2 separate regions of the Homo sapiens genome follow, and region 2 is linked to region 1. Evidence: read pairs that join two places in POLR2A ChIA-PET (ENCODE). Cell type or tissue: CD4-positive, alpha-beta T cell. All regions are shown on one strand. Each heading gives the region's core, and the rest is flanking DNA. Links, peaks and the distances in the headings are about the cores only. Region 1 holds the start of TPTEP2-CSNK1E (TPTEP2-CSNK1E readthrough). Region 2 overlaps JOSD1 (Josephin domain containing 1).

What was found. ChIA-PET counts read pairs that join two places held together with the same protein. Peaks named below come from ENCODE experiments on the same cell type or tissue, not always from the same donor. Only the 100,000 strongest peaks of a DNase experiment are listed, where the experiment ranks them.
Region 2: POLR2A ChIA-PET joins it to region 1 with 11 read pairs; 4 of 35 experiments call an interaction of 5 or more read pairs at or near these places.

What each region holds. Positions count from the first base shown.
Region 1 is chr22:38,397,317-38,400,216 of GRCh38, forward strand. TPTEP2-CSNK1E (TPTEP2-CSNK1E readthrough) reads right to left here and starts at 1,599. Exons shown (of 15, transcript NM_001289912.2): 1 at 1,122-1,599. It also overlaps the pseudogene TPTEP2. RefSeq lists an enhancer at 328-1,111 and a silencer at 1,377-1,656. In CD4-positive, alpha-beta T cell, for the core only: no CTCF peak of the experiment used is centred there; DNase peaks (open chromatin) are centred at 545, 965, 1,185 and 1,675; H3K4me3 peaks cover 2,160 bases; H3K27ac peaks cover 411 bases.
Region 2 is chr22:38,687,866-38,690,765 of GRCh38, forward strand. JOSD1 (Josephin domain containing 1) reads right to left here. Exons shown (of 5, transcript NM_001360236.2): 3 at 1,431-1,559; 4 at 1,070-1,264; 5 at 1-136. The coding sequence ends at 37. Among named protein-coding and RNA genes, the nearest start is that of TOMM22, 7.4 kb to the left of the region's middle. In CD4-positive, alpha-beta T cell, for the core only: no CTCF peak of the experiment used is centred there; no DNase peak of the experiment used is centred there.

The DNA of each region.
Region 1 (2,900 bases), core at 186-2,685:
CGCGCCCCGCTGTCGGGTCTTGCCCCTCGGGCGGTACCGCCCAGGCAGCCCTAAATCCAGCCTCCCAGGCCCCCAGCAGCGCCCTCCGCCCCTCCACCATCCCGTCCGGCTCGCAGTCGGGGCCAAATCGAGAGACAAGAGGGCTGTGCCTGAAACTGAGCGGTTTCACCACTTGGCACCTCCTGGCAGAAACTTCCCTTTAAAAAAAGAAAAGAAAAAAAAAAAAAGCAGCAGCACTTTTGGGCTAGCATTTCAATCCTTCCTGCCCTTTAGAGTTCCCAGTTCTGCTTCCAGCTGCCTTTGGGTGTTCCACTACAATTGAGTTGTAAAGATATTCTTTAAGTGTTTATAGAACATTAAGACTTAAGAAAAATCTTTAAAATTAGAGGAGGGAAAAAAAAGCCACCTTATCGCACACATCCAGGAAACGCAGCCCCGTGCATCCCTGCTCAGGGATAAGCAGGCGCCCCAGGACTCCCGGGGACAGATTTTTGGGCACCCGAGGGAGTCACCCGGCGCACCTCGGGGTCCGCGGAGAGGCCCAGCCCCTCCCGCGGTCCCTTAGACGCGCCCTCCGCCTGGCCCGTGTGGACCGTCCCGGCCATTGTTTACGGGGGAAGCCTGTCCCGACGCATTGTTTTGGCCATTTCCAACTTCCCCCGGCCCTTCCCGGGGTATCGCGGGGGACCCTACGCCAACGTCCCCCCTCCGCCCGCGCCCCAAGGGCCGACTGGGCAAATTGGGAGACCCGCCCCGCGGGGCGACCCAACTTTTCGGAACAGCCCCCCACCGCCCACCCCCGCAGACCCCCGGACCCCCGCTCCCGGCGGAGATTCAGGGAACCCCGCACCCCAAGCCCTTCTGAATCGTGCGGCGTGAGTGTGACGGCCAAGAGCGGATGCAGCCCGGGATCGCCCGCACCTTCCCGCCAGCGGAAGCGCAGGAGCCGGCTGGGGAGGGGGCGCCCTAGAAAGAGCAGCTAGAAAGCTGAGACGGGGAACTGAGGTCATCCTGGGGGGGGACAAGACAACGAGAGCCGGGCGCCTCGGGGGCGGCGCGGGAGCCTCCGCAGGACCAGGCGGGCGCCCCGGCTGGCGCGGGCGGGGGGCGCCCCCCTTTACCTGTGGCTCCGGCCCCTCGGCCATTTCCTCGCGCGGCGGCTGCCGGGACTGAGCTGACTCCACTCGGGCCGGCCGGGTTTGAAAGAGGAGGAGCGGGCGCGGAGGGGAGGGGGCGGGGAGGGCGGAGGGAGGGAGGCCTCGCGCAGTTTTCTCGGCCTTTTGTGCGGACACCTCCCGGATTCCGCGCCCGCACCCGGCCCCCCAAAAGACACGGGGAGCCGCAAGCGAGGGGTGCAGCCATCTGCCGAGGCGCCTAGTGCCTTCGCGCCTCCAAGACCCCCAACAAAAAAGGAGCGTCCCGCACCCCCACCCCCGCCCGGAGGATTTAGGGGCCGGGCTCACCTCGGGCGCGGGGCTAAGTGCAGGCGCGGGGGGGGTCCCTAGAGCCGCCAGGGCGCGGCGCGTCCGGCGCTGGGGGACTGTTGGGTCAGAAAGTGTTCAGGGAGCAGCTGCTGCGCCCTCCCTCGGCCCGCCGCTCGGAGACGCCCCGCCCCGCCCCACCCCGCCCCCGCGCCCACGTGACTAGCATAGGCCCGCCCCCGCTCCGCCCCCCGCCACAGACTCCGCCTCCGGGACGCGAGCGAGCGGCGAGCGCGCGCACTCCCAGTTATCGCTCGGCGACTCCCGCGCACGCACGCGCCGTGCCACCCTCCCCGCGCCCCCCGCCCCATACCCCTACTCCCGCCATCCGATTTAACGTGGCGGGCGAGCGCCGCGGCGGTAGCCGTGACAGGTACCCGGCGGGGGGGGCGGGGGGGGCCGCGAGGGTGTGCGCAGGCGCAGACCCGGGTCCCGTCCCCGCCGCCCCCTCCTCTGCAAGGTGTGCCCGGGCGAGGGGAGGGGCCCGCGGCCCGAACTCCTGGGTCACCCCGAATTACAAACAAAACCTTAACGCCGTTGCTCGCGGGTTAGAAGGCAGCTGTGCGCGAAAAACACCTCAGATTTTCTTCAAGCGTGAGGAAGGTCGAGAAGATAAAGTTTTTAAATGAGTATCTTCAGAAAGCTATTTAATTGTTCTGATTTTTTTTTTTCTGAAAGGACTGGGCTTGCGCTATTCTAACTTGAGATTTCTAAACTTAGACTAGGTTCCAAGAATCTACTTGGTTTTGATAGAAATCCATTTGGAGGAAACCGGGGACAAAAAAAAACAAAAAACCGCTACCCTTTCCCCTCCTCCCTACGCACAACTCATTTAAATCGTTTCCCAACTGTTTTTTTTTTCTTACTGAAAAAAAGGACAAAAAAAATCCTGATTCCTAAGGCCTGTGATATTTCCCCATTTTAAGTAAGCCTCGAGGAACCACAGACATAACAAACATATCCACAATTTTTCTACCCCAAAATGCAAACTAATGCAAATGTGAAATGGATCTATGCAAGTCGCTACCAACAAAATAGCCAAATATTTGTTTTTTTACTGGCCTTCGGCATATCCAAAATGAAAAAACTTTAAAACACATCAAGAAAAGCATTTAAAATATCTATTTCCTAAATCAAAAGAAAGAACGCACTACAGAAACGATCCGGAGCTGGTGAGCAATGCAATCTTAATAAATAGGAAAAGGAATTTGAGAAGACAGCTCAGCAAAGGGGAAGAATTTGCCAAGTGTCATGTTTTGCTGTCATTTTATATATAACTACTAACCCCCCATATGGTCTGGTTAGTCTTTTTTAAAAAGGAAGCCAATCAATTACTCACAATTAATTAGCAGTGCCGGTAGATTCTTAGGCCAGCACTAAAAAACTAAATTGGGTGAATTTTTTTTCACTCAAGTCCAC
Region 2 (2,900 bases), core at 118-2,617, 290 kb after region 1:
AAGGGGCTGAGGCGAGAGGGAGGTTGGGCAGAACTGTTACACATCGGTCCTCCAACTCTGATGAGCCTCTACCTCTTCTGGTACCACCAGCAGGAGTTCACAGTTCTTTCCTCGCAAATGATGTTTTAGAAACTTCCTATGGAAAAAGAGATAGAGAAAATGAAATGCTGGCAAGTTGCAAATTCCAGTCTCAGGACCACAAAGTCACCTGAAACCTCACTCTACCCTCGGCAGTCCAAAACACATCCCTGTAGTCATCTGGTTTTGGAGGGTTCCACATTTGGTTACCCTCCAATCTGTCCAGTTAAAATTCCAACCTGAATTTTGCTCATCCTTGTAGTTACTGCCAAGAGTAGCTGGATCTGTGAATAACAGTACCCAAAGTATATAAAGGACTTTTTCTTGGTTTGTTTGGAGACGGAGTTTCGCTCTTGTCGCCTGGGCTGGAGTGCAATGGCATGATCTCGGCTCACTGCAACCTCTGCCTCCCAGGTTCAAGTGATTCTCCTGCCTCAGCCTCCTGACCAGCTGGGATTACAGGCGTCCGCCACCACGCCTGGCTAATTTTTGTATTTTTAGTAGAGACAGAGTTTCACCGTGTTGGTCAGGCTGGTCTCGAACTCCTGACCTCAGGTGATCCACCCGCCTTGGCCTCCCAAAGTGCTGAGATTACAGGCGTGAGCAATCGCCTCTAAAGAACTTTTACAAATGTTCTTTGGTCCTGGGGAAATTCAGTGCTCCCTGGCCTGCATGTTTGTCTTCCTTTCTATGAACTGGCAACTACACTGTCTCAGTTGTCTTAAATAGAGAGAACGTTACAATGCCAGCCCCACCAGACTAGAAGGCTGGTATCCCAGGCTGGGCATCTTCCCTACCAAAAGGACTTAAAAGTACTGATGCGCCATTGAAGATTAAGGTCAGGTCCGAGACACTATGATTCTAAGGCAGGGAGAGAATCCAAGGGCACAGGAATTTCATTTCCTTTGTCAAATAACCAGAGATGAGCTCAGTGTCCCCAACCTAAGAAATGAAGCAGCCTAGCAACTTAGTCACAAAAGGTGCCGATTACCTGAGCTCGCTCTCGCCTCCAATCCACTCGGGCATCTTGAGTTTGGAGTCGAGGTTGTAGTAGGCCCCTCCCACCTCTCGAACACAGATCCAGTGCTGCCTTTTGAGGGGCAGTTTCAGTGGACCCCAGCATAGGCTGGAGGGCAGATTCATGATGAAGCCCATGACGTTAGTGAGGGCAATGACACCGACATCCCTGCAGGGGAGAAATGGTGGCAGGCTCTGATGCAGCCCATTTTCCAAGGTTCCCTGGCTGTAATACCACAACTGGCTACCTCCCCACTCATGCCATGAGCCCAAGTACTAAAAGCTTATACCACAACCGTGCTGTTCTCCATCAAGTCAAGCCTGATTCAGATTACCTGCGCTTGTCCCACCAAACAGCTTCATAGCCTTTGGTCTGAAGTGCTGCCATAATGACATTCACATCGTAGTTGCCATTTCCCAGCATGCTCTTCTTGTGAGGTGTCACCATGGTGTTTGGAGACAACCTACCAATGTGAAAAGAGGAGGGCTGAGACTTGCTGGATGCCTGAACCCCCTGACCCCGCACTACCAGGGATGGAGAGCACTTTACATCACTGCCCCTGGAAGTTAGTTTCCCCACATTCAAGTGCAATTTCCCCAGCTTCTACCTAAGTATTTTGTAAGTGTTCCATGAAGGTGACTCACTTATGAAATCCCAGCCTCCTGCAGCCTTTCTGCTCTTCCTCCTGATACTGATTTTCCTGCCTCATGCAAGCCTTTTTTTTTTTTAACATTGGAAAATAGGATTCAATCTTTTCATTTGCATGGATAGTAACTGGTGTCACTCCTGCTTTCTAGTTAAGGCCTGCAAACTTGGTAATCATTAATCATTAAATACTCAAAGGCATACAGGAGCCTAGACAGGTGACATAAATGTATAAACTGGGGTTGGATATAAGGCAATAAAAAGTAGTGAGGCCTACTGGAATGCACGACCCACCTAAAGGCATTCTGTGTGTGTGTGTGTGTGTGTGTGTGTGTGTGTGTAGTACTTGAATAAATTTTTCTTAAAATACCCAATAAATCAACTGAAAAAAAATTTGTGCCAGGCAAACAAAACTCAGCTGCAGCACTGGTTTGCCCACCCAGCTTGAAGCCATTTACTTCCAGGTTTCTTTAGCCAGTCTGTATTTTAAGACAAGGTCCATGCTGAAGGCATTTCTAATTCTATTATTTTACCTTCATAAACTTGTCAGGCCAGGAGCTGGGGAAAGGCCATTTTGAAGGAAGGGTTCAAGGGGCATACCTTTGGGCTTCGTGTGAAGGGGAGAAAGGGAAGTGTGGCGAGTTCCTCAGGACATAAAGTGCATGATCAAGAGGCTACTACATGCCATCTCCAGAAAAGAATCAAGACGTTAGGCCAAGGATGTCAACTCTAAAAAACTTAAGAAATCTTGTATTTTTAAAATTTTTCTGTGCACAGCAGAAATACTGGTATTTTTTTTCTTTCTTTTTTTTTTGAGTCGGAGTCTTGCTCTGTCGCCCAGGCTGGAGTGTGATGGCGCGATCTCAGCCCACTGCAACCTCCGTCTCCTGCGTTCAAGTGATTCTCTTGCCTTAGCCTCCCAAGTAGCTGGGATTACAGGCACCCGCCACCACGCCCACCTAATTTTTGTATTTTTAGTTGAGATGGGGTTTCACTACGTTGGCCAGGCTGGTTGGTCTCGAACTCCTAACCTTGTGATCCACCCGCCTCAGCCTCCCAAAGTGCTGGGATTACAGGTGTGAGCCACTGAACTCAGCAATACTGGTATTTTTCAAATATAAAACATACTCCTGGCCAGGCGCGGTGGCTCATGCTTGTA